Regions from separate parts of the Mus musculus genome. Here regions 1 and 3 are each linked to region 2. The links are chromatin loops, found by intact Hi-C in ENCODE. Cell type or tissue: left cerebral cortex. All regions are shown on one strand. Each heading gives the region's core, and the rest is flanking DNA. Links, peaks and the distances in the headings are about the cores only.

Region 1 (10,649 bases), core at 783-8,782, 77 kb after region 2:
TGACACAAGACTACTCCTCCTTGGTTAGGAATGTTCAGTCAGAAGCCTGACTGCAGTGTGGTCTTCTTTGGCAAATGTAGCGTTTAGTAATTTAGGAAACTTTGAAGAAAGTCTTTACGTGGCACCAGCTGATCTCAAGTGCTTTTGGTCAGTACACCAGAACACCATGTCTTGAGCTAACACTCTCCCTCTCCCTCTCCCTCTCCCTCTCCCTCTCCCTCTCCCTCTCCCTCTCCCTCTCCCTCTCCCTCTCCCTCTCCCTCTCCCTCTCCCTCTCCCTCTCCCTCTCCCTCTCCCTGTCCCTCTCCCCGTCCCCCTCCCCCTCCCCCCTCCCCCCCTCCCCCTCCCCCTCCCCATCTCTTTTTTGTGCTCATACTTGTAAATACCCTGCTCTGTGTTTATCCATTCATTCGATGATTGTCATTTGGACTGGTCCAGCCTTTTCTGCCCCTAGCCTTCTCAAGTCTAAAGTCTGTGTCTGTCCTTTCTCAAAGAGAGTGTCCAGTCTCCCCATTTAGGGCTTAAAATCTGTCAGAGACTTCTCAGGTTATCTAAAGGAGAGGCTCAGGATGAAGGGGAGTGGCAGAGGATGGTGATGGAGGATAGAGGGAGGAGCCTTCACCTGGCAATCCTTTCATGTTATCGCAAGGGCTTCATGATCTCACTCTCCCTCCTGGTTAAGACCCTCAGTATTCCCACATGTCGCTCCCAGGTTGGGTGCCCTCAGGTGTCCTGAGCAGCACAGGCAAAGAGCTGAGTCCAACCTTTGGTCCACCCTGGGCGCTCACCGAGTGCCCGCCATTGGTGCAAGGCTGTCACTATGCCTCTGCCTAGCACCATCTGCATCTCTCAGGCTTTTGAGACAGAAATCTCTCTCTGTGGCCCTAGATGGCTGGGAACTCACAGGCTGGACTCAAATTCACAAAGATATGTCTGCCTCTACCTCTGCCTCTGGAGCACTGGGGTGGGCTTGTGCCACCAACACCCAGCTAGTTTCAGGCGGTTTTGTTTTTGTTTTTAAAAAATAACACTTATTAGTCAGATGTGGTACACACTTTTAATACCAGAAATCCAGAGGCAGAGATAGGCGGATCTCTTGTGAGCTCAAGCCTGATCTAGAGAGGCTTACCGAGGCTACACAGTGAGCTCTGTCTAGAAGGAAGGAAGGAAGGAAGGAAGGAAGGAAGGAAGGAAGGAAGGGAGGGAGGGAGGGAGGGAGGGAGGGAGGGAGGAAGGGGAGGGGCGGGGAGGGGAGGAGAGGGAGAGGGGAGGGGAGGAGAGGGAGAGGGGAGGGGAGGGGAGGAGAGGGAGAGGGGAGGGGAGGGGAGGGGAGAAGGAAGGAAGGGAAGGAAGGGAAGGGAAGGGAAGGGAAGGGAAGGAAGGAAGGAAGGGAGGAAGGGAGGAAGGGAGGGAGGGAGGAAGGAGAGGGAAGGGAAGGGAAGAGGAGGGGAGGGGAGGGAAGAAGGAAGGAAGGAAGGAAGGAAGGAAGGAAGGAAGGAAGGAAGGAAGAAGGAAAGGAAGGATGGATGCATGTATTTATTATTGTTCATGTACATTCACATTTGCAAGCATGTGTGCCAAGGTGCACAGACAGGGGACAGAGGTCAGCTATCAGGCTTGAGAGCAAGTACCCCTAACCACTGAGCCGCCTTGCTGGCCTTTTATCTGGATCTTCCTTGACAGCTGGGGCATGCAGGGGGTGATGTTCTTCTGCAGGGTAGGCGTGAAAGGAAGAAAGTAACCCTCTGCTGGATATGTAGCTCTGTTAGTAAAGTGTTTGCTTCCCATGCACGAAGCCCTGGGTTCAATCCCCCAGGACTATGTAAAAGTGGACACCAGAGTCCTTGGTGTCAAGGTGGTGGTGGAATGATAAAATATAGAGACACCTGGGAAGAAGGACGCTCAGGTGAGGAATCACCCCCATCAGAGTGGCCCGTCCTTGGGACTTTTCCTTGTTTATGGTTGATATAGGAGGGCTCAGCCCACTGTGGGTGGTGCTGTCCCTCAGCAGCTCAGCCCACTCTGGGCGGTGTCACCCCTGGGCTGGGTTGATTTAGGAAGGTAGCAAAATGAATCATGAGAAGCAAGCTGGTGTGCAGCCTTCCTCCACCGTGGCTGCTTCAGTTTCTGCCTCAGCTTCCCTCACTCACGGTCTGCAAGCTGTAAGATGAAATGAACCCTTTCCTCTTGATTTTGGTGGATGTTTAATCACAGCAACAAAAACTAGGACCACTACATAGTGAGTTCAAGACCAGCCTGAGATCCATTGTCTCAAAATGGCAAAAACAAAACAAAACAAAACAAAAACAAAAAAAACAAGCCAAGAAACCAAACTAAGCCCTAAAATGCCTTGCTTGCTCACAGACACAGGGCTTGGTCATGCCTGGCTGAGGTAACTGAATGCTTTAAGTGTTCTAAGGACTGTTCTAGCTGCCCAATAGGAGGGAAACCCCCATTGTCCACAGTAGAGACTGGTTTGTATAGTCATAAATCTTTTGCAACCTATTTTTAATAAGGGTCCAACCTTTCCTCTAGCCCACTCCCCAGCATTGGTAGTGAAAGAGAAAAGTTATTAGGATATGGGGGGAGTGGACCTGTCCAGCAATAGTTCAGTCCTATAGCAAACACCAAATACAATTCAGCAGCCACAGCCCAGTCCTTTTGGCAGGCAGACACCAGGCAACCGTAGTTCAATCCTGAAGAAAACACCAGGCTCGCCAACCAGCCTGAGGCAAGGCCATGGAAGTAGCAGGCTGCCACAGGACCATCGTGAGCAATTAGTTCTTGGGCAAGTTCCTCTTAAAGGTGGCATCATCACAAGTTGAGCTCAAAAACGCTATGTAAGGCAAACCAATACATGCGTGTCTTTAGTGAGCATTAGTGAGGCAGAGCAAATCAAACCAAAGCTCAGTGCTCATTCCCCACTCTCTGTGAGGTCACATTTATCCTCCTTTATCCTGGCTCCTTTCACGTGTCTGCTATATCCAAATATCCTTCCACCTGTGTCTGCTTCAGGAAAACAGTCTTCCACATGTCTGCTTTAGCAAGACATCCTTTCAGCTGTGTGCCACAGCAAAGCATCATTTGACATAACCAACTTTCCAAAGAACTAGATGTTTTCACTTCAGGTTTGTCACTGACCCATCTTATTAGACATCTTCCCTGTCACATCTCCCTCTACATGCGCGTGCATGCACGCACACACACACACACACAAACACAAACACAGTGTTATTGGCATTCTCTGATGCTCTACAATAAACAGCATACCCTCATAGAAGGGCTGTCCCAATAGCTGACAAGAAGCAACTTAAGGGAAGAGGGGTTTTGTTGGCTCACAGTCTGTGCGGAAACAATCCACTGTGGCTTCAGGACCCGGAAGCTGATTGCTAACAGGTGGACTGATCAGAAAGCCAGGAGCTGATAGAAAACAGGGCCAAGGTCTTGAAAGCTCAAAGCCTAGGGTTGGAGAGATGGCTCACTTGTGGAGAGTCGCCTGACTTTTGCAGACAGCTAGAACTCCATTCCTAGCACCCACATTGGGTGGCTCACAACTACGTGTAACTTCAGCTCCTGGGGTCCACAGGCGTCTTATACCCATTGCATATATCCATGCAGAGACACAGATGCAGACACACAGACATGCAGTTAAAAATAAACAGACACAAGCCTTGAATCCTAACCCTGGGAAAGCAGAGGCAGTGGGAATTCTGGACAGTCAGAGCCACTACATAGAGAAACCCTGTCTTGGAAACCCCTGCCCCGAAAAGTCACTCCCAGGGACCTATTTCTGCCTCAACCCATAACAGCGCCACCAACTGGAGACTAAATGTTAAAACACATCAGCCAGTGGGGGACATTCTACACTGTGCCTGCAACAGACACCATCATCGTATATTAACGATGGTTATTAAGTGGGACCAGTCCTCCACTTCCTCCCGGAAGCCCATCCTGGCTCCAGCCACAGCCTGGATTCCCTGCTTGCCTGCTCTAGCCGCATGTTCTGCCTCCATCGTGCCTGCCTTATTTTTAATCCTACATTTTCACCAGTTGCGTGATAAAAATGTTAATTCCTCTAGCTGTCCCCCAGGAGGCCCGCAACACGCACCCTCTGAATCTGTGATGAAGCCATCAGCCTTTGATGGAGGCACGAGATGAGATGCGGCGGGCTGTGTTTCCTAAGGAGAGGGGCCCCAGCATGCAATATTTAAACAGCCCCTTCATGAAAGGAGAGCGCTCGAGCTCTTAACATCAGTTTCAAGAAAGTCAGACTCGATTCGAAGCCTCAGACTGATGTTTGGGTATACTTCGTGCTTTAAATACTCATTTCTGCCGCCTTGATATTTTAATTTCTTCCCTTTTAAGTCTGACAAGCCCAGAGCGCTTTCAGGAGTTCTTGTCCCAAACAAGGCAAAGATGTGAGGTGGGGACCTTACAGTCCTGGGGGGAATTGTACCGGCCCCAACAAGTTAATTGTCAAAAGTACAGGGATGAACTGGGGAGTTGGTGAGACATGCCTGTAAATGCAGAACTGAGGAGGTTGAGGCAGGAGGATTGCAAGATATCGAAGCTAGTCTGGTCTACCTGGTGAGAGGTTATCTCAAAAACCAAAATATCTTTAGATTCAGTACAACATTGCTCCCCTCTCTATGGTGTCTCTCCCCTGTCCCTTCCCTTTCTTTTTAGATGTGTGTGTGTGTGTGTGTGTGTGAGAGAGAGAGAGAGAGAGAGAGAGAGAAAGAGAGAGAGAGAGAGAGAGAGAGAACACACACACACACACACACACACACGGGTGCGTGCACACATGCGCACTCATGCCCCACATGCCACAGCTCACATGTGGAGGTCAGAGTCAAATCCCTCCTTCCACCACTTGCATAGGACTGGATTTATGTCTTCAGGCTCACATGCTGCACAAGCATTTTTATCAGCTAAGCCATCCTGACAACCCCTTTACCTTCTTTTGTCTCTCCCCTAATCCCACCCCTCCCCCGACACACACACAGACACACACACTTTTCCTGCTTCTGGTGTTGTTTTGAAACAGGCCTCATGTATTCCAGGCTGAACTTGGCCTTGAACTCTGTGTAGCCAAGGGTGACCTTGAACTCCTATCCCTGTTACCTCCACCTGCTGAGGTGCTAGAATGGCTGGCATGCCCCAAGCTCTGATGGTGCTTAACATGGAACTCAGGACCTCTCACATTCTAGGCAAGCATTCTACCGCTGAGCCACTCTTTGAGCCCCTTGCTGTGTGCTGAGTGATTCTAGAACTGTTCCACTGGGCTCTATCCCCTCTGTACTCCCTGGGTCTGGGGAAATTTCTCTAAGCAGGCACTTAGCCAGGCCCCCAGCCCCTTGGCTGTTTAAATCTGTTGCTCATTAGCTGTAGAATTGATCCATGAGTTCTGCTCCTGCTGCATAAACGGGTTGCAAGACAGGAAGCCACATCTCAGAGCTCATAATCAACAAAAGTTGACTTCCTTTCAAAACAAAAGTCATACATCTAATCTGCCACTTACCGACCACACACTTGGGAATCAACCACGATGGGGGAATTTTTAGCAATATGCTGCCGCTAGAGCCTCCCACGTTTTCTGGAAGTGGTTTCGCACGCCTGACGCGTCAGCCAGCCAATGTAAGCGGCTCTTTGTTTAGCTAACTGTTATCACAGTTACAGAAGGAATCATAAACCTTCATACATTGGGGCTTCTTTCTCAAATGTATTTTTGAAGCATCATGCCAGACAATATTTTAAGTGAAAAAAGACTAATTTTCACATAGTTCCGTGATTATCTGTCTTGATGGCTCAGAGCATCATTTAGCCAGTTCCTAATAAATTGAAACAGAACTATCTCACTTATATTAAGTATTGGAGATTAAAGGAAAAGGCTAATTCCCTTGTAATAGAATATTCCAGATGCCACTTGAAAATTGCTGAAACAATTTGGGTGAGAACTAATGTTTAAATGATGAGTGTTTTCTAGGGTACAAAGTAAAGTATTTGCGGACTGAAGATACGGCTCAGTTGGGAGCAGGCTTGCCTAAACACACATATGTAGACCTAGGTTTCCTCCCAAGCATGGCATAAAACCAGATGTGGTTGTATATGTGCAGTCTCAGCACTTGGAGAACGGAGGCAGAGTTCAAGGTCATCTGGACCTCACTCACATAGTGAGTATGAGGGCCTGGCCCAGGAGAACCTGCTTTAAGAAAGCAAGCAAGCAAGAGGGGAACGGAAGGAGGGAGAATGAGGGGAGGGAGGAAGGGAACCACAACCACAACAACAACAACAAAATACTTATATCTGGGTGTGTGGGGGCTCTAGCTGGCCCTCTGGCACTGGAAAGAGGGCCCTCCCATAATTCCACAGCAATCTCGCCTAACCATCTTTCTCGCACCACGGAATCGTTCTGAGGTGAGATCTGCATTTCCTGTGGAAGTGGGAAATTAGTCAGAACATGCCCCAAGAAATCCTCTGTGCAGTCCCCTCTCCTTCAGAATGGAAACCATACTTAAGGATTTCAATGAAATACTTGGATGGCTGTTGTAATTACCGAGGCATGATCTCTGTCGCATAGCAAAGAGAATTCATTAAAGATAGGAACAGCTGTTTCTCAGGGTTTCAAAATTCCGAACTGCCTTCTGTGTTCTGGGTGGATTGGAATCGGAAGACTCGGCCCACTACACCTCGTTCTGCATTATGGAAACATTTGGATACTTGTACAAAAACATATAGCTTAGGCAAAACGATCCTGTTCTAAGAAGTTTCTTATTGTTCTACCATATAGAAAACAAAAGACTCCACTAAAAGGCAGCATCTAGAGGCTCTTGGAAAATGGTGCTTCCCAATTTCTTCAGTACTGAGTAGGCCCAGTTTAGCTAAGCAACCACACCCCAGCTCCTCACTGGGGGATTCTAGGCAGGGGCTCTCCCACTGAGCCACACCCCAGCCCCTCACTGGGGGATTCTAGGCAGGGGCTCTACCACTGAGCCACACCCCAGCCCCTCATTGGGGGATTCTAGGCAGGGGCTCTCCCACTGAGCCACACCCCAGCCCCTCACTGGGGGATTCTAGGCAGGGGCTCTACCACTGAGCCACACCCCCAGCCCCTCACTGGGGGATTCTAGACAGGGGCTCTACCACTGAGCCACACCCCAGCCTCTCACTGGGGGATTCTAGGCAGGAGGTCTACTACTGAGTCACACCCAGGCCCCTCACTGGAGGATTCTAGACAGAGGCTCTACCACTGAGCCACATCCCAGCCTCTCACTGGGGGATTCTAGGCAGGAGCTCTACCACTGAGTCACACCCCCAACCCCTCACTGGGGGATTCTAGACAGAGGCTCTACCACTGAGCCACGCCCCCAGCCTTCTTTTTACTTTTGATTTGGATACAGATTCTCCTAAATTGCTGAGTAGCCTGGAAGGTGCTGTTTCCAGGTAAACCTTACCTTGCAGTCCTGCCCTGCCCCCAGCTTCCTGAGCATCACCAAGCCCACTCTATTGATAACACTCTAACTCCCCACCACAGAGAATTTGAATACTTAATATCCTCTCAGTTTTAATTGGCACCCAGAGTTTTTCCTAAGTCTAAATAATTGCAAAGGATGATAATACTGATCTATTGTAAATATTGTCGCTTAGAAAAAAATGAAGCTGTCATATCACTCTTCCAAATGCAGTCAGTCAAACCTACACACGAGCAATTCAGTGTCCATCATCCTTTACTTAGAGGTACAGACCGGCTCTTTTTTTTAATAGTCCAAAAATTTTTTAATTTTCTTTTCTCCCCTCAAACTCATATTTCCATCCCATTTCCCCTACAGAATGGCCTTCTAATGCAATATATTTTTATGCTTGGTAATATTTTATTAATCACCCCCTCATAATTCTCTCAACAAAAAAAAAGTATATAAGTTAAAATTACATTTTTTAATTACCTGCGACTATAAAGCTCTAGAATTAAACCTTTTTTTTTTTTTCTGGCTTGAGCTAACAGCACATTTATGGGTATCCAATTTATCAAAGCTTACTCATTATACATTTTTGTAAATAATTATTGAGCATAAAATTTTTCTTACAGTTGCATCTCTCTGTGAGATGAATGGGCTTGTCTTTTCTTTCCTATTATGTTCTTGTGAGCACCGCTGAGGATCACGGCTGCTGCACTGAGAGTTCAGAACCACACCACTTCCTATTTCTATGCTGTATACGCATGTGTGTGCACGCATGGGCACCTGTGGAGGGGTGCCCATGCATGTGTGTACAGAGGCCAGAGGTAAACACTGGGTGTCTTCCTCAGTCCCTCCCCATCGTATTGTTTGAGACAGGGTCTTCTCACTGAACCTGGAGTTCTCAAATCCAGCGAGGCAGGCTAGGCAGCTAGGCAGGCTGTCCAGTGGGCTTCAGGAGCTCATCTGTCTCTGTTGCCCAGTGCTGAGATTTCAGGCACACCACTGCTGCATGGTGCCGCGAGTCAAACTCTGACCCTCATGCTCACCCAGAAAGCTCTTTTCTGGCCAAGCCATCTCCCCAACCCCTTTTTATTTTTTAGATAAAAGATAAAATAACAGTGGTTGATAGTTGGTTACAGTGGCACAAACCTGTAACCCCATCATTCAGGAGGCCGAGGCACAGAACACACACTAGTGCTCCATTCCCCCTCTCCTTTGTATACAGTACAAGATCCCCAGTCTAGGGAATGGTGCCGCCCACAGTGGGCAGATCTTCCCACATCAATTAACACAAGTGTGCCCAAAGTCCAAACTAACCTAGATCTTCCTGCACAGGAGTGCCTGAAAGCTCGTCTCCTTGGCTGTCTCATTCCAGTCTGAGGATGGGGACCCAAGGCTCTATTCATGCTATGCAAGGCTCTGCCAGCTGAACGATACCCTCAACCCTATGGTTCTGTTTCATTACCGAAACAAAGTCTATGTACTCCTTGATGAGTGCTGGCCTACTTAGGTCAGGGGGAGACTTGGAGGGCAGACATTTCTTTGCTTTTCCTTGCCAGAACTTATGTGGCGCTCTGGTGTGCGTGTGTGTGTGCGTGTGTGTGTGTGTGTGTGTGTGTGTGTGTGTGTGTGGTCACATTATTATTTTGGCAGAGCCAAGAATTATTCGGATGACAAATAGACCCCCGCCAGAGTAGACATGTAATCTTACAGCAGGAACAGACGGGTGAGGTTAGGGAAAGCTAGGATATGCCAGGCTCCGAACGAATCGCTCAGTTCCTGCTTTCTCACAAGTGCCGGCTATTGGCTCCGTTCCCTTGGCTATGCTTTAATAATCACAACCTGCATCCCAAAGAAGGCTTCACTCTTTTCTAAATGAGCAACTCAAAAAACCCAGCTTCCAAATCCATGCAGCGGGGAACCCATGTTTGCAGGGCAAGCATCAGAATACCATCAAGAGAAAGACAAGGAGACAGATAAGAGACGGAGAAACAGAACCTGATTCCCATTGTGGACCAATTGACTGATTCACCAACCAGGTGCAAAGGGGTGGGGTCTGTCCTTGAAATACCTGCCACCTCTGTGGTGTGAATGGCCCTGGTCCTGGTTCCTGAGAAGGATCCAGGAATACAAAGATGCAGACTCTGGTAGCAGCAGGGTAAGTCAATCTGGGTCGAATTTTCAACCCTCCCCACTGGACAGTGTACCATTTTCCTGTGTGTGTGCATGTGGGTGTTCATGTGCATGTGCATGTGTCTGTCTGTCTACATATGAATGTAGTCACCTGCACATGGTGGCAACAGTTGATACCAGGTATCTTCCTCCATCATTCTCTACCTCACTTTTTGAGATGGGGTCTCTCCTTGACCCTTATTGGCTCTATCAGCTAGGTTGCCTGGCAAGCTCCTGGGAGCCTCCTGTCTCCATCTCCCAGCACATGAGTTCTAGGGACACACCACCACACCCAGCATTTGCAGGGGAGGTGGGACTTGAACTCAGTTCCTCATGCTGACACAACAATCGTTTACCTCCTGAGACATCTCCCCAGCCCCTGTTGCCAGCTCCATGTGACGTCTCTCCTCCCAGTCAGTCCTCAACTTTCCCCACACTCACCTGTCCCTTTCATCCTAGGTGATGCTAATACATACCATCAGTGCAGACTTCACCCATGGCGTAGTCAGCCCCATAAGATGAACCCTACTGCAAGTATCAGTGGAAAGCCCCAGTCTTCCAACTAATGTGCTGTACATTTGCAGGTTTCTATTAATTGATCTGCAGCCTCAGTAACTCACTAGAATGAATTAGGGAATCAAGAAAACACACACAAAGGGGGATAGGGGGTATGGCACACTTGGAGGTAAATAGCCCACTCCCCAAAATCATAATGCTGAATGACATCCCAATAGGACCTGATCACTCACTCAGCTCAGAAGTTAACAACCCCAGGGTGTCCAGCCAGCCTGCTGGTAAAGCAGGTGGATGGTACCCAATCAGATCTTTAGAAGCTGACATTGAACCTGATCCAAGCCCCCCCCCCCCAACTATCCAGGCTCCTGGGGAGTCAGAGCCTGGTGATACCATGACTCATTAGCTTTTATTTTTAATTTCATGCCACTGAAGATGTACAGTAATGAGACTGCAAATGTCTCTCTATAAAAGGAGGGTGGGTGGGGGTAGGGAGGAGAGAAAGTC
Region 2 (10,649 bases), core at 811-8,810:
CTCCTCTGTGTGTATGTGTGTGTGTGTGTGTGTGTGTGTGTGCAGCATATGTGTGAGAGTCAGAGGGGAACCTCAGGTGTTGGTCTATACCTTCCACCTTGTTCAAGGCTGTTCCGACTGTGTATGCCAGGGTAGCTTCTAGAGAGTCTCCCGTCCCCACCCTACATTGGGTTTCAGGGATTTGAACTCAGATCTCCACATTGGCATATTCAGAAGTCTTCCCATCCCCTCCCCCACTAGCCATCTCCCCAGTTCCAATTTTGTAATTTTTAGACAGGCATATAAAGGAAGTATTATCCCTAGTGTTTCCAAATATAGAGAAATTGAGAGACTATGCTCTTCGATTTCCTCAAAGCAAACTAACTTCAAGGGGTCTTTTTTTGTATGCTTGGGGTGAAGCTCCGGGTTTTATATTAGGCAAGTGCTCTACCGCCTGTTACATCATACCCAGTAAGCTCACTGTCCAGAGTCCATTCCCTTTAGACACCAAGCTAACCTGTTATTCCTGGCTTGTAGTGACCTCGTCTATTGCTAGAAATCAGAAGGTACCACTGAGCCTTCATTTGTTTGGTGAAATCATGGAGTTACATTAACAAGCCGTTTCCCCAAACTATGGCTCTCTACCCACTTGTAATACACCCGTGCACAGGAACATTTTCTGAAAGTCAATGTTTCCTATCACTTGCTCCAAAATTAAACCAGAGATACATCATTCAGGAAGAAGCCAGATGCACTGAAGAAAGAAAAACCTGCTTTATCAGAAGGGGCAAGCTTCTCTCACATCCCATAGCAATTTAAATTCATTTGCCGGAATGTTAAATACAACCAGTCTTTTAGTTGGGTCCCTTCACATAAACACCAAGTTAGCATAAATGCAAAATAGTTCACATGATTAAATCTTTATAACACCATAATTTATCTTATGTACACACACACACACAGAGAAAGAGAGAGAGAGAGAGAGAGAGAGAGATCTTTTACTTGCTGATACTTCTACATTTTTTCTGGAGTTCTCAACTCTCATCATCTCTCTAAGGAAGCTGGCTTGTATTGCCCCAGACTCTTAGTGTATTTAGTTCTAAAGGATAGTATACAGAATAAAGGGAAATTTTAATTTTGTTTTTAATAGGACCTATATAATTCAGGCCTAGCTCTGGTGGAGAGAAGGGGAGGAGAGGTCCATTAGCATTTATTGTGCACCTGCTTTATGCTAAACATGTCTGGAAACAGTGTCTCACACAAGCCCAGAAACAACAAGGCTTGCTCATAAATTTACTTTTAATTTTAGAAATGAGAAAACTAAGGCTCAGGGAGGTTAAGCTACACTCTCGAGTTATCAGACTGGGACTGAAACAAGTGCTGCCTGACGCCAAACTCCCTTTCCATTTTATTGGGCAGCTTGGTCTCGTGAAAAACACACTCATAAAAGGGTATTAGCATTTTATGTATTACAGGGGATTAATCGGGATCCTTTAGCGCCTCCAGCACTGAATCCCTTGTGCACACTCTCATGCAACACACACACACACACACACACACACACACACACACACACACACCATTCTGAACTCCCCTCGGACTGAAATTCAGCACCGAGGATAGTTCCTGAGTCATGTTTGCAGGAAGCTGTCCTTGAATTCCGTGCTATTGAGCACACGCCCCCACTCTTGACTTCCCAAGTGGCTAAGAGGGGAGGAAATGCAGAAGAGGGGGAGGGGGAAACTGTATAAGATAGGTTCTTCTGACATCGTGGTGGAAATTAGCACATTTCCCAGAAGACCAAGATAAAAATGCATGTGAGAAAGAACCAGGGAGCCAAACAGATGGGGCAATAAAATGGAGGTAGAACAGCTCATTAGGATTCCCAGCACGTGGGCTTGGGTTAAGTCTGTACCCGGCTCTGGGCTGCCCCGGGACCAGCCGACATAGTGAATGAGTGGGTGGTTACTATGCTGTTGCACCGGTTACACTAAGAGATTAGGTGGCAGTGATTCACTGCTGCAGATCTGCACGACTTTCTCAAGTAGCAGAAAAATCTGTGGGCCCTGGGCTCTGTCACTCGCACAGCCCTTCTCATGGGTAGGGTGAGTCATGCACGCAGGATCTTTCAGGTGGACGGTTTCTGTGCTGTGAGGAAGAAATCAAGGCAGAGAGCCCACGCTGCCAGGAACAGGTTACAGCCACGACCACAGCATCTCCTTGTATGAAAGTCTATCTGCTGTTTACACAACCAGCCTCACCTTCTCTACTCTGCCTTCGCTACAGGAAATCCATTGCCCACACAGAAGAAAACCAATGTTTTGTAATGTTTGGCACGTGGAAGAGGGAGTCCTTCCTCCCAGAACTACCAGGCTCTTGAATAAAGCCAGAAGGGCCATTAAAGAGTTGACGCTAATTGCCTTATCTTTCCTACAAGGTCCAAAGAGGAGAAAATGGCTTGCCCCAAACCACTTAGCTAGTAACAGTTGGCATTGGGACTAGAAGGCCTCATTCCTAAACCAGCAGATTTTTCCATTGTACCAGGAAAACAAAACTGCAAATAGCATAAGTCCTCTGATTTTACTGTCTCCAGAGAAAATCATATCCTCAATGCCTGGGTCTTTCCATCTGGAATTTGGCAACTCTGCTGATCCCTTCTCATAGTGGGAACTCTTGTAGGAAGTCTAAGAGCAATTATTTTGGGGATATATGCTATTTTTATGTCTTCTTGTACATCACCTTCTTTGGTCAGGAGGAAATTAGAATTCTGGAAATACGTTTAATTATTAAAAGGACAAGCCTTGGCTTCAAGTAGTTGCAAATATGAATTATTAGTCCATGTCATGAAAGGGCTGGAGAACTACAAAGAAACAATGATAATCTATTTGTCACACCCAATTAAGATCTGCCCTGGCCTGGGAGTAAAAGAGCATTAAATCTGTGAGTGGTAACTTCAAGCAGCATGTCTATATTTGGGTAATTCTGAACATGCCTGGATTTGGTACCTTACAGCATCCTCTAAAAATGTACTACTTTAGAAAGTGTTTTGAGATTTTGTTGCCTTCGTGATTGCAGTTTGTGTGTGTGTGTGTGTGTGGGGGGTGTTATTTGAGCTTTTGAGTTTCCATGTAGCCAAAGAAAGAAAGTCTAGGAAGAAATGGTAGACTCAAGGTCAAATTCAACAAGGGGAAACTTCTTTGTGGTGAGTCTAGACAACAAAGCCATTAGCCCAGTGTTCACCCCCCTGCCTACACCCTACCTTTTCCATTGATGAATATTCTTACCTGAGCCATCCTCGCTTCTGAGTCCTGCTCTGGGTCCTGTGGAGACTGAATATCCTGTCTGTAGTTTTTAATCCTTGAAGAGATTTTTCATGAATAGAACTTTCCTTATAATTTAGCAACACTGTCCTTGAAAACCCCCACAACTATTTACATAACAGAAGCTATTGTTTGAAGTGCAAAACAGGTCAGAATTTGGTTCCCAGAGATTAATCACTGCAGTCTATTTTGTATTATCATAATAATTTCATTTATTTTGATACAATTTGTTTTCAGAATCAACCCCAGCTTCTTTGCACAAGTGACAAATCCATTTGTTTCTGGTAGAATGGGTAATGTGATTAATGACCTTGCAACAGGATTTCTTTAAAAAGGGGGAACTTTTTTTTTTTCATTTTTAATTCACAGTAAACCAGCTGAGTCTGTTAAGTGTGTAACTGTTCTGAACTTGTAAGCCATGGGTAAGATTTTGAAATACCCCCTCCCAATCTTTTGCGGGGTTTCTGGGTATTAATATTAGGCTTTCTCCAAGAATCTGATGATACTAGTCTCCAGGTGTAAAGTGGACTTGTTGGATTCCCGCATTAAAAAGAACGGGGCCCCAGTCTTTGCCATGGCCCCATCATGTTTATTCCGGCTGGATGTTCTCATCAAACCGAGGTCATGCGAAATAAATAAGGTCATGCCTAGAAGGATATTGTCCCCGCACAAGAACCTTCGAGTGAACTCGTGACTACTGCCTCCTGGTCTTCTGTGTGGGCATCCCCTTCTTTCTTGCAGCATCCAGGACCCACTTCTGTCCCTGCTGGTCTGTTTCTTTCTTTCTTTCTTTCTTTCTTTCTTTCTTTCTTGTTTTCTTCCGTTTTTCCCCTTGAGTTCTCTGGGGTTGGGCCTGGGATTTTGGGTACGCCTACAGACTGTCCGCCTCTGCAATCGACCGTCGTGCTTCCCGCGCCAGAACAAGGAAGCCCACGCGAGCCGCGTAGGTGGCTCGCGTGGAAGACCCGGGTTCGAGTCCCGCTGGGAGAATTCCTCCTAGGCAAGTGGAGTCATCTCGGTCAGGATTTCTCAGCCGGAAGCCGCGCCAACACCTCTCATCGTGGGCGGCAAGTTGTCCCCGGGGCTTCTTTGACCGTGCGGGGCCAGCCGACGCTTTCTCTGACCGTTTCCGAAGCCCAGTTTCCTTTCCTAAGGAGCCTTGGGGATCCTGCACTCGCGTCTCTGAAACCCAACCCACGACAGAACCCAGCCGCCTGGGCCAGCTTAGCAATGCGCCCGCGCCCCGCCCTCCGCGTGACGCGAACGCCGGCGGACCAATCAGAGAGCGCGGCGCGAGCCCCACGCGCCTGTGGCCCCACCCTCCAAGCTTAAGAAAGGGCGCGCGGGCAGAGCCCGGGCCAGAACGCCGCGCAAAGCGGAGAGCGGGTTTTTGCGACGGCAGGCGGCGCTTGTGCTGCCGTTTCCGTGCTGCACGCGGTTCCCTCGAGTGCCGCGCTCGGACAGACGTAGCCGGCCGCGAAGGCGCCCAGACGGCAAACCAGCGACCCATGCTGAAGTGAGCACACAGGTCAGCGAGATGCTGGCGCTGCTGACCGTCGGCGTGGCGCTCGCCGTGGCCGCCGGACGAGCCCAGGACAGCCCGATACCTGGCAGCCGCTTCGTGTGCACCGCGTTGCCCCCCGAAGCGGCGCGCGCCGGCTGCCCGCTGCCCGCGATGCCCATGCAGGGAGGCGCTCTGAGCCCCGAGGAGGAGCTGCGAGCCGCTGTGCTGCAGCTGCGCGAGACCGTCGTGCAGCAGAAGGAGACGCTGGGCGCCCAGCGAGAAGCCATCCGAGAGCTCACCGGCAAGCTGGCCCGCTGCGAGGGGCTGGCGGGCGGCAAGGCGCGCGGCACAGGCAAGGACACCATGGGCGACCTGCCGCGGGACCCGGGCCACGTCGTGGAGCAGCTTAGCCGCTCCTTGCAAACCCTCAAGGACCGCTTGGAGAGCCTCGAGGTACCTGTGCGCGGTGGCATCTAGCGGGTGGTGGTCCCCGGGATCGTGGGACTGAGGATGCGGGAGAAATGGGTACGTGGGCTGGCCGGGCGCCCCCATCCACGGGGAGAGCTGAGTTCGGGGGTGCAAGTCTCGCTCCTACTCTGGACCTTACTGTGATGGCCTCCCGTCTCCTTGTCCTCTTCTGTCCCCACGTTCGATGGGAAAGGTGAAATTCTCACCCCCATCTCCATTCCGTCGCGCGCGGGGACTTACCCACTAGACTCACCGTGAACTTACCGAGGTTTTTACCTAAAGAACCCAGACTGCCAAGCCTGGAGGGCAAAACCCGGTGACCCCGGCAGCCTGTTTCCTCTTTGCAAACCTCCACTTTCAGAAGCGGGACACGCTCCTGCTGGCTGTACCCAGTGCTGAGACTGCCACCGGAGGTCAGCTGCCCCTGGGCATCTGGTGTTTTCTTTGACAAATTGCGTCGGGGTGTGGGAGGACTGGTCTTGACTGATCTGCAGGATAGTGGAGGGGGAAAGCCAGCGACCCCAGGATGTAAGCAAGCCCCTTATTAACCTCAAAGACGCCTCTTCACAGAGTCAGCTTTTTTTTTTTTTTTTTTTTAAAGATGCCCTTAGCTATGACTTTAGGGGAACGGACTTTATCTCGCTATCTTCTCCCGTGGGTAATTTGGAACTTTGGGGGAGAAATCATCAATTAATTTTCATCTTACTTCCCACCTTGTTTAAGAAGTGTGGACATTTCTGTTAACAGCGTTTATCAAAAATACCTATTAGCAAAAATGAGGTTTAAATTACAGGTGTTAATTATTGCTAAATTATCGGAGTGTTGCTTTTGGCATGATTGCTATATACAGTATTCCCAGCATCTGTGGGTCCATGAGTCATGATTACTGAGAGCTCACACTTTTTGAGTTCTAAGTGTGACTCAGGCAGAGTATTTAATTTTAACCCTTGTAATAGAGAATGGCTCGAGGCAGGTCCAGTTTTCTACAGTTTATAATCTGGTACACTGGGACACAGGGATTCAGGCGCTTGCCAAGGGCTCATGGCTGAGGGTGGCTGGCAGCCTCCGAGCCAGCGTGATGGCAGAGGAGTGAGAGAAATAGGAAGTGAGGGTTTGGATACATTAAAAACGGAGCTGTCTGGGGTTTAGTAACGTATTATACCTGACCTTTTCCAGGAATATGGCAGAGCCCGTTTGCCCTTGTACCATTTTGGAACTTGGGGACCGTGTTCATTTCTAGATGAAAGCTCGCTGGCTTTGAGTACCATTGATTAACTGTTTGAAAAAAAAATCTTAACTGTGTTTTGGGCTTTTTATGACATAGAATTGTAGATGTTGGCCAAATTTTTAGGCTTTTTGGTAAGAGAAGAAAAGCAGCTTTTTCGAGAGGAGAAAGTGAGATTCACAAGTTTCAAATATTGCAGGGAAGTAATTTTTGTCTGACTTTGAAAGCCTTTCCCTACCAAAAAGGCGGCGGCGGCGGGGGGCGGGGGGGCATCAGTAAAATGTTCTCTTTGAGCCGCTTTGGAAGCTCCTTGCTGTGTGGTTGGGTCACTGGAGCTGCGTGCCACAGTTTCTATTCAGCTGGCCTGAATCTCTCTCCCTCCCACCCTTCCAAAGCTCCAGCTCCGCACAAATGTGTCTAACGCTGGGCTGCCGAGCGACTTCCGAGAGGTGCTCCAGCGGAGGCTCGGGGAGCTGGAGAGGCAGTTGCTACGCAAGGTGGCGGAGCTGGAAGATGAGAAGTCCCTGCTTCATAATGAGACCTCGGCTCACCGGCAGAAGACAGAGAGCACGCTGAACGCCCTGCTGCAGAGGGTGACTGAGCTGGAGCGAGGTAGGTGCTGTGCGCCCGCCCGCCCGCCCGGCGCTCTGTCTGAGAGTGGCCTCCTTTTTACCACTTCAGGCAGATCTAGGATTTCCATTTATGGACATAAGTGAAGCAGTGGTAGTGGCACAACATGGAGGTGTCCTTAGATGTCTGTGCTCACAGGGATTAGCTCCTAGCCCTACCAGCATTACCCTGGGGGGGGGGGGGAACAAAGGCACTCCAGACCAGCTTGGATAAACAGCCTGACCTCTGACCTCCTGCCGGATGTAACTAGTTCTGCCTCTGTTCATCTTGCCATCTCATGCTGTGTTAGGTAAGATTCAGACAGAATCTTTCGTGAGAGACAGAGGAGGAGATGAAGGCTCCTAAAGGCTTCAGTTTGTAGTCTCAACCCCCTAACTCTCTGGGTGACCCGTGGGGTTTTAGGTTTGGTGGTGGAGGGTATAGAATCAGATTCACTAAGATGACAAAGCCAAGTTCAATGTCATGATTGACAGGAGACCATCCAATAGAAAACTGTCCCATGACCCTGGTCGTGAACAGAAGGGTCAGGTGAAAGAGGGCGTGAGCTAATGGGCTATTATTTCATTCAGTCCCCGGTTTCCCCGAAACACTTTCCTGTTTTCTGTTATTTCCCTTGACTTACTTATTTGACTTAGATTCTGTTTTGTTGTTGTTGTTGTGGGGTTTGTTTTGTTTTTGTTTGTTTGTTTGTTTTTTAGGTGCTTGAAACAGCATCTTACTATATAGCCTAACCGGGCCTTCAATTTGCCATCCTCCTGCCTCAGCCTCCAAATGCTGGGATTACAGGTGTGTGCTGCCATTTCTGACTTGACATTGATTCTTGAGTTTTCAAAAATAGTTTCTTCTCTGTCTTTCTTCTACTGCTAGGTGACATCGGGCGATGCACTGGGTCTCAGAGGCTTCGTCACAGGCAGAGAAACTGCCTCTGATTCTTTCTTGCTTGACAAGAGGGAGAGCAGCATCCTGCCCCCAGCACCCCCACACAATCACGGTGGATCCTTGGGAGGCAGGGGCCAGGGAGGAAGCATAGCAGTGAGTGACTGAAAGCGGGGACTAGAATCAGAGGGGACTTGGTGGCCTTGCGCCTCCCTTGGCACAGTGCTCGGCTTACCAGCAAGGAGACAAGTCAGTATAATCCGGAGAATGGACATCGTATCAGGCTGCATGCTGAACATGCTACCCATTTCACAGATGAGAAAATGCTCATTTCCCAGGCAGGCAAGTTTCCTTTATAGATACTTGCTATGAAGCCTGAGACACTTGTCACAGTGACATAAAGCTGAGCCTCTCCATTATCTGTCCTTGAACTCCAGGCCAGTGGAAAAGCATGCTGTACTTAGTAGCTTCCCCACCTGTTCTAAGCCAGAAGGGACAGGCAGGGCTCAGGCCAGCCATGCTGGTTCTGACACCCACATTCTTGCCCCTTAGTTCTCACTGAAAGCCCACAGCTCAACAGGCCACAGGCTGCTGGGCTAACAAGAGCCAAGCCTCTACACCAGTGGTTCAGAGGAAACACGGAGCTCCTGCATCTCACGTACACACACACCCGCCCACCCGCCCGAGCAAGTGTATATGTATATGGTATTTTGCCTGTATGCATATGTATGCCACCACATTTACACCCGGTGCCCACGGAGCCTAGAAAGATGTTGGATCCCCTGGGCCTGGAGTTGCAGTGATCGTGAGCGCCCTATGGGTGCACAGAAATGAGCCCGGGTCCTCTGTAAGACGGTATTCTTACTTCCTCAACGGTATTCTTAATTGCTGAGCCGGCTCCAGGCCCAGACTTCCCTTTGACTCCCCAGCACAGGAATGCTAGACTTTTTCCTTGTGTTCCACCCACTCAGTTCTGGAATGAGTCTTAAAGGAAAATGACCATCTGGTAAGCCATTTGTTTCTGGGCACTTGTGAGTTTATGCTCAGTCTGCTTTATGTCCACTGTAGAAGGGTATGCAGATGCTCAGCCCCCGAAGTGCACTAGGAATTGGAACTCCACCAGGTTCCGTAGAAGCATCTCACTGAGCCCCATAGAGGCTCAAGCGTGTGGCCGGTTAGGAAGGCTCTGGGGAGTTCCTGTCCTTGGGTTCGTCACTCTACATCAGATATGAGCCAGACGCTTAGCTGTAGCTTCGGTGTCTTCTATTAGCCCCACACCAGGTATCCATGGCAGGTACAGATGACGCGGTAGTGATGCTCTCAATCTCTGCAGATCTGAGAAGTTTAGTAGCGATCCCAGAGAAGAAATGGGTTTTTAACCCTAACTGGGTGTGAAGCTCTGGGTGTGCTTACTCTGCACAGCACCCATGTCCCCAGTGTACCCATTTCTCTTGTCTGTAAGACCTGTTCATTTGTAAAGGCCTCAGAGTCTGGGCCAGTAGGCCAGGTGCAGCTGGCTGGGTGCTGAAATTGTCGGCTTTGGCACTGAGAAACCAGAGCTTCCTCCTTCAAAGGCCCAGGCTGCCCACCCCCCTCCTTAGGCTTGTCTACCACCTGCAGCTTCTGATTTATTGGTCAAGCCTTTTAATTCCTTAATTGGTTCTAACTAAGTTTCCTCTGAACCTCCAAGCTGTTTTATTCAAATAAAGGGCACCAGTTGTCAGGCTAGAGCCCCTCCCTGCCTCTCTGCTCTCCCTGCTCTAATTAAACCTATCTGTTGTCACCGACCTAATGATATTACCGACCCCAAGTCTTATTAAATTGGCAAGCCTGCCCACCTGCGAGCATAGAAGCCATTTCTCCTTATTAGATAATGATGCCTTCATTAAGAGCTCGGCCATTTGCCACTTGAAGACTGAGCACCAGTGGCTGTGTGTAGTGGAGAGAGGGACTTCTGGTTCTGTTGGATCAGTAGCTGGGTGCCCTTAGATAAGTCGTTTCTCTGAAGCCTCAACACAACAGTACAACCTACAGAATTGGAGCGGGTGTTGTCTGGCTCTGTATCTTCAGCATAATGAGGGGCAAGCCCTGGTGTTTACAGTGGCTTGCTTTTTCAGGTGTTTGAGACAGTCAGATTTCCAAGTCTGGGCAGGTGCTCCATAGGTGCTCCATAGCCCACAGCCTGTTTTGAGAGATGCCTACCATGGGAGGTCAGGATGAATCAGGGAGACTACATAACCGCAGAAGCAGGAGCAAATACTAGCTAGAAAACCCAGTGAGACCAGAAAAGCGACCCTGGACTCAGCTGCTGGGCTGTGCAGGAGACCTCTGCAGATAAGGCCTGCGCCCTGGGACTTTGGAATATCATGATGGAGTAAGGTTGTCTGGCCCTTTAAGAGCACTTAGTAAGTAGTTGTTGAGTGGGCGTGGAACTGAGGCCCCTTCACTGGCAGGATCTGATCCTTATGTACAGGGAAACTGTCACTATGGCCACTCACAGAATCGTGTTGTTCCCTGCAAACTTTGGGTCACAGAACTGTGCATTAATCTGAGCTTGAGTCAAGATGATGCTGAAAGTCCCGGGCCATGTAAGAGTTTGTTTTCAAAGACTTCAGATGTGAAGAACAGCCTGAGATGGGGGAGAGGG
Region 3 (10,649 bases), core at 1,487-9,486, 78 kb before region 2:
GGTAGCTGAATTGTAATGCCCCCTCCACCGTCCACCCCTGCCAAGCCAGAACGTCACAGAGCTGTTAGGCCTGAAAAATCACAAACATCTGTGCCAAGTTCCCGCCAATAAGGATTCAGGGAAAGGAGACTTTTCTAGGAGCATTTTTTTTTTTTTGTGGTACACTTATCCTGTTCTCATTGGTTGATTTATTTAACCGTGCTGGGGTGACTTGCATAATATTCATGTCTCAACTTGCCAACCAGGGTGTCAGTTACCCAGGGAGGTCTTGGGTACTTACGCTTGATTTGACCACTATTCAGAATGGAAGTTTTACTCAAAATGGCTTCAGTTTAGTTCTTTATACAGTGAATTTACCCTTACATATGGCCTCCTTCACTTTCTTCCTATGTGTGTGTATAATGACGCATGTGTATGCACTCATGGGACTGGACCTTGACAAAGTAGGCTAGGCTGGCTGGTCAGTTAGCCACAAGGAGCTTCCTGTCTGTACCTTCCCAGGGCTGGGATCACCACCCCCAAACCTCCAACCCCCCAGGGCATACCAGGGTTTTTAATGGATTCTGGAGGTGAACTCTATATGCTTCCACAGGAAGTACTTTGCCAACCGAGCCATCTCCTCAGCCTGGGTACATTCTATTTCCTTGCTCTACTTTTTTGACCAGAAAAATCACATCCGCCGTTTTAACAAGTCTCCAGATGCCAAAGGAGGAAGCTGGATCTTGGCAGCCAGGGCTGGCCCAGAGCAGACAGTCTGTAGAACCTAGGCATGATCATCTGATGATGGGCAGCCTGGGCCTCTCAGGGCTCCCTTTATAGTTGTTCCGGACAGCTCTGTCCATCTTTATTCTCCTCCCAGGTTTCAAACAATTGCTCAACCTGGAGCAATTTGGGGAGTATTGAGTCATCTCTAAAATGGCGAGGAGGAGTTGGCTGTGGAACAAATCCACCGTGTCTCTCCTACTTCAGAAAAGGTGCTCTCTCTGTTTCTCTGAGAAAATGGGTTTCTACCATTCTGGCCATTTATAGGACCAGATCTGTTGAAGTTCAGTGAAAGTTCTAAAGGGTCCCAAAGGTTACAGCTTGGGCCCTGGCAGCCCCAACAAGCCAGGTTCTGTTACCATCTTCAACACAGTGATTAAAGAGATACATACGGTGAGAAGCAGAGATGTTGGGGATGGGGTGGGGTTGGGGGTGGGAGTGGGAGTGGGGGAGACTCAGCCTGTAAAGTCCTTGCAAAGGATCTGAGTTCTGATCCTGTCTCAGGTATGGTTTTCATTGCTCTGAAGAGACACCATGACCATGGCAGCACTTATAAAGGACAACATTTAATTGGGGCTGGCTTACAGTTTCAGAGGTTTAGGTAGACATGGTGCTGGAGAAGGAGCTGAGAGTTCTACATCAGGATCCACAGACAACAGGAAGTAGACTGGTTTGAGCTTCTGTAGACCTCAAAGCCCATACTCTAATGATAGATACACTTCCTCCAACAAAGCCACAGCTACTCCAACAAGGCCACACTTCCTAATAGTGCCACTCCCTATGGGCCTGTGAGGACCATTTTTATTCAAACCACCACAGAAGCCAACAACCTTATGACAGAGCTGGGTGACATGCTGGTGCTTGTATTCTCAGTGGCAGGACCCAGGAGGCAGGGAGTCATTGGTGGGAGAACCTCACTTACTTGGCAACCTCCAGGATAATGAGGTACCCTGTCTCTAAAAAATACAGGATGGATAGCACCTGCAGAATGTGTGCTCTGGTCTCTACATGCATGTACACACATGGGCACATATATATGCACACACACACACACACACACACACACACACACACACACACCAGGGCAGGTCTTCCTGTGTAGTCTCCCCTCCCCCAGCCTGAAACCTGCTTGCTCAGGGGTGGAGCTTCCTGCTCATTCGTTCTGCCACACCCACTGCTGGAACCTGCGGAGCCACACACGTGCACCTTTCACCTTTCTACTGGACCAGAAATTATTCGGCGGGAATCGGGTCCCCTCCCCCTTTCTTCATCTTCATAACTGAGTGTTGCAACAATAAAATTTGAGCTTTGATCAGAATAACTGTCTTGGCTATATTTCTTTCTCTCGCCACCTAGCCCCTCTTCTCTTCCAGGTTTCCAAAATTCCTTTCCAGGCTAGAACCCAGGTTGTGGTCTGCTGGCCGGACACAACATTCCTGGTCAAGATGAGTCCCTGCTCATGGCTGACCCATCACTGACTCAGCTCCAGTCTCCCTGGCAAGGTGCTTGCACAGAATGTTAGAGCTGTGTGAAATCTCTTCTGAGGAGACAAGTTTATTGTCTGACTGGCCCAAGGCTTCGCTCTTTCCTTCCCCGTTGTGAGACTCCTGGGAAGTTCTGATTCCTTGGGGATCATTGTTCCCATAATCTAATAACTGAAGGGAAGATGTAAGTATCTCCCTGTAGAATATTTTCATTATAATATTATAATATTTTCATTATAGCTGGATTGTTATCTTTTTCTCTTGTATGTACATGTGTGTGTTGAATGTACGTGTTTGTGTGGGTGTGTGTACATGTATATTGCAGGCACACGTATGTGGAATCCAGGGGTGGGTGCTGGATGTCTCTTGTCTTTCTCAGTCATTCTCTACCTTTTTTTTTTTGAGTCAGGGTCTCTCACTAAGACTGGGGCTCATTGATTGACTAGGGCAAGTGGCCACTGGGCTCCAGGGATCTGCCTGTCTCTGCTTTCTAGCAATGGGATGACATTAGGGTGCCCAGGTTTACATGGTGCCTGGAATCTGAACTCGAGTTCATGGCTGTCCATGTGTACCAAGCTCTTAAGCAATCAAGCCATTGCCCTAGCTTCTGTTATCCCATTTTCTAGAATAGATTGTTGGGCACAGACCGGGTGGTTAGACTCATACTCAGGCTTTGAGTTGTAGCATTGTGATAGAGTGCTTGCCCAGCGTATTTGAGACTCTGTGTATGTGTGTGTGTGTGTGTGTGTGTGTGTGTATGAGAGAGAGAGAGAGAGTGAGAGAGAGCGAGAGAGAGTGCGACAGGGTCAAAGCCCTGATTTTTTAAAAAAAGATTTATTTATTATTATATCAAAGTACACTATATCAGATGCACCAGAAGAGAGCGTCAGATCTCATTACGGATGGTTGTGAGCCACCATGTGGTTGCTGGGATTTGAACTCAGGACCTTCGGAAGAGCAGTCGGTGCTCTTAACCACTGAGCCATCTCTCCAGCCCCAAAGCCCCGATCTTAACCAGTGATGACTTTGAACTCCTGATCCTTCTGCCTCCAGGTTTCCCGAATGCTGACCTCATACACTTGGGCCTATGTCTGTCTCTGTAGATAGAATCTATTACCCAGGAGCTGAGTGGCACTTGTGATGGACAGCCAATAGGAGTCCAGCTGGCTGCAGGCCGGCTGCCACCGCCTCCTGAGCTCTGGAGTCAGGGCCTCTCCACGCTGGATCCTTGGATAATTCATCAACACAACCCTGCAGACGGAAGCGTCGCTGGCACGGGTCTATTTTTATTATTATTTCCTCTCAAAGAATTTTAATTAGGATTTTAATCGAACTAAAAAAAGGACAAAGTGTAGCCAGGGACAAAATTGGAAGTGACAAACTAAACGATGATCCAGCTAAAACAGCGGCTAAGGGGAGGGGAATTTTCAAGCACAGACCAGCTCAGGCAGTGCGCACCTCTCTCTTTTATTTTTTCTTTTTGGTTTTTCGAGACAGGGTTTCTTTGTGTAGCCCTGGCTGTCCTGGAACTCACTTTGTAGACCAGGCTGGCCTGGAACTCAGAAATCCGCCTGCCTCTGCCTCCCAAGTGCTGGGATTAAAGGCGTGCGCCACCACCTCCTGGCTGGTGCATTCCTCTCATCTCAGCAGTGCAGACCTGGGGCAGGAGGATGACAAGTTAAAAATCAGACTGGTCCATATCTCAGGTCATTGCCTCCCAGACCTCCCAGGCCCATTTGTGGATAATGGTCTGATAACTAATGTTGCCAGCCTGTCAGGGTCTCGATTTCCCCCAGAGACAAATCTCTGGGCAAGTTTGTGAGGGAGATTCTAGATTAGATTAATGGAAGTGGGAAGAGTTACCTTAGCCGTGGGTGGCACCGTCCTTAGATCGAATCAAATGGAGAAATGGGCTGAGCCCCAGCATTCGCCTCTCTCTGCTTCCTGACTGTAGATTTGATGTGAGCAGCCGCCTCATGGTCCTGCTGCTGGGCTTCCCCACCACCATGGATGGCATCCCTTCTGGAGCTGAAAGTCAAAGCCCAACCCTTTCTTTCTCTCCTAAGTCCTTTGTGTTGCAGCAACAGAAAAGTGACTTATTCAGGCTCCGTCTGCTCCCATCCTGAGGATGGGCCATTGGTCCCATGTGTAGACATTCATGGGAGTGTGTGCACAGGTATGATGGGTGTGAAGTGTGTTGCAACTATTACACGTGTGCGAATGAAACGGAGATCTGAACGCATCATTTGGGTGTGTATTCTTGAGCACGTGAGCAGGTGCGAGTGTTTGAGGGTGACAGTATTAAGTAAGTGTGTGCGTGTGTGTGTGTGTGTGTGTGTGTGTGTGTGTGTGTGGTTGCCTAGGTCCTAATCGGCTCTAACACTTTTATCTGAGGATCACTCTAGTCCCCTGGTTAATGGTTTCTCCAGCTTCCGGCCCTAGCTCTTAGGATCTTCTGGCGGACCTCGGACCTGGGACCTTGGGCATTCTGGGGTTCCAAAAGGAAAGACTCAGGGTTGCACGTCTTTTGCTAGCATGCCTGAGGACCTGGGGCTCATCCGCAGGACTTGCAAGAGGAAAGTTGTGGGTGTGGCTCATTGGTGGAGCCCCTGTTCAAGGCCTCTAGGTTTCTTTCCTAGGCGAGAAGAAAGAAGGAGATAGAACCGGCCACTTGGGACTGGCTGCCATTATTACAGGATCTAAAGTTGGCATTGAAGTGAAACCGTGTGTGGTTATGAATACTGTCCCGGCCTTCCTGTCTTACGACTTTGGGAGTGGGGTGGGGGTGGGGGCAGCTAAAGGAAGCCCTGGGCTCTGGCTTCATCCTGGGGAGCGTTTACTCCCCATGGTCAGCAGGGGGCAGTATCACGAAAGTTGTGAGTGGAGCTGAGGCATCTGGAGGGTCAGCTCTGATTTCTTCCACCCCCTTACCCTTCATCCACTCCTTTCTCCAGCTTCCTCCAGCCCTAGCCAAGCTTCCAAACCCATCCTAGCTAAAATGAGCTCAGTACATTCTTTCTTTTGACAGGGGATCAAAATGTCTGTGGTTGCTTTATACGGATATTTGTGAGGTTTTCTGAGGAAGAGTTTTACTTACTGGGTAGCCCAGGCTTGTCCATGGTTGCTTTATACAGATACTTGTGAAGTTTTCTGAGGACGGATTTTACTTGCTGTGTCGCCCAGGCTGGCTTTGAACTGAGTGGTCTTCCTGCTTCTGACACGTATTGCTGGGATTACGGGTCTGTGCCAACACTTCCAGTTCTAGATGAAGATTATATCTATTGTATATATGTTATGTTATATTTATAGAATATATTTATTATTAAGCAAATACACTTATATTTATTAATAAATTATATTTGTATTACATCATTTTTACATAATAAATATATATGTAGATAAATAAGATGTGTTGACTTATTAATAAATAGATAAATGTATTTGATAAGTAAGTAATTATATTTGATAAATGATGAATAAGTATGTTTAATCTTCATGTGCATGTGTTTGTGAATATATAGGTATAGGGAAGTGTGTGAATCTATATGTTCAGATGAGTGTGGAAGACAGAGATCATTGTCTGGTATCTTTCTCATCATTCTGCTTCTTAATTTTGAGGCAGGGTCTCTCACTGAGCCTGGAGGTCATCGATTAGGCTGAAGTTGGCAGGCCAGTGAGCTCCAGGAATCCCTGGGTCTCGGTCCCCTCTGTGCAGGGGTTAGAGGTGTGCACTGCCAGGCTCGGCTTTCCATGTAAGCCCTTGAGATACAAACGTAGACCCTCATGCTTGCGTGGCTAAGCACTTTACAGAGGAAATTGTCTCCCCCGCCCTTGGTAAAGATTTTTAACCGGTTCTGAAGGGTTAAAAATAGTCCTACACTGGAATGAATCAACTCTCTCTCATTCCAGACCTTTCACAGAAATTGGCCATATTCAGCTATATTATTTTTCTGTTTTGTCTTTCGTCTCTCTGGCTTACTCTGCTCAACCATCAGCCAGCCACTCCCCAAGCCTCACATCAGCACCACAGCTCTTTGAGTCTAATTCAGTCAGAGGCTTATTGGGTTGCAGTTGCCTGGACTGGATGGCGTCTTCCACAAGGGCATCCTGCTTTGAGATTAAATTCTCCCACAGAGACAGGGCCCTGTCATTCCGGGTAAAATATGAGCTCTGTCCCCGAGACTGCCCTCGGATCCGTGGGATTTCAGGGACTTTGCCGTTGAGTCTCTGGGAACAAGGACAGCGAAGGGTTAGAGATGAAGTTCTCAGTGCCTCCACCCCCATCCCAGAGTGGATACTCCAGGTTTGGGTAAAACCAGTCCTGGGTTAGTGTTTGCTTTGTGTCCTGCTAGTGAGCAACTTTGAGCATCTAGCCTCACTTGCCCAAACCACAGTGCCCCTCCTGGAGGGTCAGGGCCAGGACATAGAGCTGTGGTACAGATGGGATCAGAGGAGGCCGGAGGACGATGCAGGCACCACCCACCATGTTGTTTGAAACATGATTCTGTCTGGTACCTGGAACTCATTGATTTGATTTGGCTGGCTGGCCAGTGAGCTCCGAGGTCCTCTTGTCTCTGCCTCCACAGCCTCCAGCACTAGTATCTTAGTTAGGGTTTTAGTGTTGTGAAGAGACACCATGACCAAGGAAACTCTTATAAGGACAACATGTAATTCAGACTGGCTACAGGTTCAGAGGTTCAGTCCATTATCATCAAGGCAGGAACATGGCAGCATTCAGGCAGGCATGGTGCAGGAGGAGCTGAGAGTTCTACATCTTCATCTGAAGGCTACTTTGAGAGAACTGACTTTCAGGCAGCGAGGATGAGGGTCTTAAAGCCCAGACCTACAGTGACACACTTCCTCCAACAAGGCCACACCTCCAAATAGTGCCACTCCCTGGGCCAAGCATATTCAAACCACCACAACTAATATTACAAGGGAGTCATCATCCCTGACTTCTTATGTGTCTTAGTTTCTCCTCCCATGTCTGTGATAAAATACCTCAACAAAAGCAATGTAGGAGAGAAAGGACTTTTCTGGGGTGTTCACAGTTTCAAGTTATAATCCAGCATCTAGTCACGTCTCATCCACAGCCAAGAGCAGAGAAGGATGAAGGCATCCAAGCATGCATACCTTAGCTCATTTTCTCTATTCTATGTAATCCCTTGTCTAGGGAATGGTGCCACCCACTGTGGGCAGAGCTTTCCACTTCAATCAACACAGTCAAGATGCTGAGCCCCAGAAATCCTCCCCCTCTGCTCCCTCTGCTCCTGCTGAGGTTAAAATAACACTCATGCCTGCAAAGAAAGGAGTCACCTGCTCCTTTCCCCAGCACCACTGTGGGCCTTTGTTATGGCAGTGCCACATACATATTTGGAGATTGGTGGTTAAGCCAGGGGCTTAGGAGCTCATGAGATGAGAGGATTTGGGCAGAACATGGATGAAATCCATGCTCATCAGAACATTTCATTGCAAATTTTGAGAGCAAAGACAAGCTGTCAGGGGAACAGGGATCTTAAAGAAAAATAATACATATATTTTTCTCGTCTTAGATGAGACAAACAAGTTTGTTTTGATGCTGCTGGGAATGCCCTAGCAGCTGTCAAAACACAGTGATGCTGGAGCTAGAAGGCTGGTTGCTGGGTGAGAGCCATGTATTGAATGGAAGGGAGGTCTCTTTCATATTGGAGAGCAGTTACTTCAGGGGTTCTCAACCTGTGGGTCGTGACCCCTGTGCAGTTGTCAAACAACTTTTTCACAGGAGTGGAAAACAGGTAGATTTACATTACAATCCATAACAGTAGTAAAATTACAGTTATGAGGTAGCAACAAAAATAAATTTATGGTTGGGGCTGTTACCACAATGTGAGGAATTGTATTAAAGGGTTTCAGCTTAAGGAGGACTGGGCTCTCAAAGTCTCCACAGCCGTCTCATCGAGGGAGAAAGAATGTCTATCACTCTCCCTCTGGTTTGCTTTGAGACAGTCTCTCCCTGGAACTGGAACTCCCCACAGGGAGCCTCTAGTCTCCTGTCTCTGCCTCTTACTACATCCAGCTTTTTACCTGGGTCCTGGGGACCCAACACAGCAAACCCTTCCCCCGCTGAGCCATCTTCCCATTTTATAATTACATGAAATCATGATGTCACTTTGTAGTTTCTGCAGCAAGGTCTTAGCATGTAACCCAGGCTTGCATTGAACTCCCCCTGCCCTGCCCCACTGTCCCAGCCTCCCAAGTGCTAGAATAACAGGCAGAGACTGCCATGCCCAGCCCTTTGGGTGCTCTTTACAGCTTTGTTCCATCTTCCAGACTTGGGTCCCATGTTGCCCTGTCCAGGCAGCCTGCAGGATTGCTCTAAAATTTAATAAAACTTTCTGATCTCTGGAGCTCCGATTCTCTTCACATCCAGGCTGCATTTAGAGACTTGTGTTCTTTTCTTCTGTCAAACACATTTGTCCATCCATTTGCATCAAGGATGAAGAAGAAGAAGAGGAAGAAGAAGAAGAAGAAGAAGAAGAAGAAGAAGAAGAAGAAGAAGAAGAAGAAGAAGAAGAAGAAGAAGAGGAGGAGGAGGAGGAGGAGGAGGAGGAGGAGGAGGAAGAGGAAGAGGAAGAGGAAGAGGAAGAAGGAGGAGGAGGAGGAGGAGAAGAAGGAGAAGGAGGAGGAGGAGGAGGAGGAGGAGGAGGAGGAGAAGAAGAAGAAGAAGAAGAAGAAGAAGAAGAAGAAGACAGAATTTCATGTAGCTCAGGCTAGTCTTAAACTCACTATGCAGCCAAAGATGACCTTAAATTTCTAATCCCCTTTCCTCTCCCTCCCTAGTGCTGTGGTTATAGGTGTATATAGCGCTAGAGATACAATCCAGGGCTTCGTGTGTGGTAGCCAATCACTCTACTGACTGAGCTACATCTCCAGCCAGTTAGTTAAAGGTTTATTGAGCACCTACTGAGTTCAGTCTCTGTGCTAGCTTGTAAGGTAAGAAGGTGTGAGTCCATTACAACTCACTTCCACAGCACCTGCGTCTCTGGTCATCAGCATGGGTTCCCCCTGCATTCCTGGTACTGTGCACAGCAGCTGTCACCAGGTACCAGGTGTTTGGTATTCCAAGACAAAACAAAACAAAGCGAATTGATGCACATGTAAGTTGAAAACACACATCAAGTTATTTGTGATTAAAAACAAACAAACAAACAAACAAAAACCCAAACATCTATGGGTGAGCAGGTTGGCTTAGCAGGCAAAGGTGTTTGCTGTCAAACCTGCTGACATGAATTCAATCTCCTGGTCCCACATGATGAAAAATGAGAGTAGACTCTTGCAAATTGTTCTCTGACATTCACACAGTGCTGTGGCATGAACCCTCTCATAAGTAAATAAAATTCTATTTGTCTGTCTGTATCTATTTATATCTATCTCTCTATCTCTATTATCTATTTGTCTGTCTATTATCTGTCATCTCTCTCTCTATTAGCTATCGTCGATTTATCAATCATCTATTTATCTACCTATCTCTCATCCATCTGTCTATGTATCTATTCATTAATCTGTCTATCTATCTATCTATCTATCTATCTATCCATCCATCCGTGTATCTATCTATGTGTCTATGTATCTATGTATCTGTCTATGTATGTATATATGTATGTATGTATCTATCTCTCTATCTCTATTATCTATTTATTTGTCTGTCTATTATCTGTCATCTGTCTATCTACCTATCTCTCATCTATCTGTCTATGTATCTATCCATGAATCTATCTATCTATCTATCTATCTATCTATCTATCTATCTATCTATCATCTATCCATCCGTGTATGTATGTATGTATGTATGTATCTATCTATCTATCTATCTATCTATCTATCTATCTATCTATCTATTATCTGTTGTCATGGGTCCATTCTTCACAAAATGAAGACTATAGCCAAACATTGGAGAAGGAAAATAAGACAACACCTAGAGAATCAGCTAGAACCCAGCTGTGCCATTCAAGTATTTTCTTAACGTGAATATCGAGATACGACCCATTCATCCCAGAAGTACACCAGACACTGGTTCTCTGTTAGGTTGCTCAGCTCAGCATCCCACAGGAAGCACAGCCCATTGGGCCTGTTTTAGTGACTACTGTGGGCATCTGTGCCCTGCAATGCCTGGGTGACTCAAGCCTCACTGTGTAGAAACCATTTCCTCTGAACTCACTTGGTCCACATGGACATCTTGCAAAGGTGTGCTATTAAAAAGAAAGAAAGAAAGAAAGAAAGAAAGAAAGAAAGAAAGAAAGAAAGAAAGAAAGAAAGGAAGGAAGGAAGAAAGAAAGAAAGAAAGAAAGAAAGAAAGAAAGAAAGAAAGAAAGAAAGGAAGAAAGAAAGAAAGAGGGAAGAAAGAAAAGGGGGAGATGGTGCACA

What was found. Hi-C counts contacts between places; a loop is a spot of excess contacts. Peaks named below come from ENCODE experiments on the same cell type or tissue, not always from the same donor. Only the 100,000 strongest peaks of a DNase experiment are listed, where the experiment ranks them.
Region 1: it touches region 2 in a loop (2.3-fold over the local background); 3 of 42 quality-filtered maps call a loop at or near these places.
Region 3: it touches region 2 in a loop (2.4-fold over the local background); 3 of 42 quality-filtered maps call a loop at or near these places.

What each region holds. Positions count from the first base shown.
Region 1 is chr5:144,618,025-144,628,673 of GRCm38, forward strand. No RefSeq gene overlaps it. Among named protein-coding and RNA genes, the nearest start is that of Gm52796, 49 kb to the right of the region's middle. In left cerebral cortex, for the core only: a CTCF peak has its summit at 3,831 (motif pointing left); a DNase peak (open chromatin) is centred at 5,585.
Region 2 is chr5:144,541,228-144,551,876 of GRCm38, forward strand. It overlaps Nptx2 (neuronal pentraxin 2), which reads left to right and starts at 4,660. Exons shown (of 5, transcript NM_016789.3): 1 at 4,660-5,256; 2 at 6,892-7,108. The coding sequence starts at 4,837. In left cerebral cortex, for the core only: a CTCF peak has its summit at 4,703; DNase peaks (open chromatin) are centred at 1,991, 2,958, 4,618, 5,031 and 3 more places; H3K4me3 peaks cover 3,382 bases; H3K27ac peaks cover 2,926 bases.
Region 3 is chr5:144,462,096-144,472,744 of GRCm38, forward strand. It overlaps Gm33714 (a long non-coding RNA gene), which reads right to left. Exons shown (of 5, transcript XR_868684.1): 3 at 5,344-5,507; 4 at 4,110-4,274; 5 at 3,819-3,903. Among named protein-coding and RNA genes, the nearest start is that of Gm33714, 12 kb to the right of the region's middle. In left cerebral cortex, for the core only: a CTCF peak has its summit at 5,110 (motif pointing right); DNase peaks (open chromatin) are centred at 3,459 and 5,127.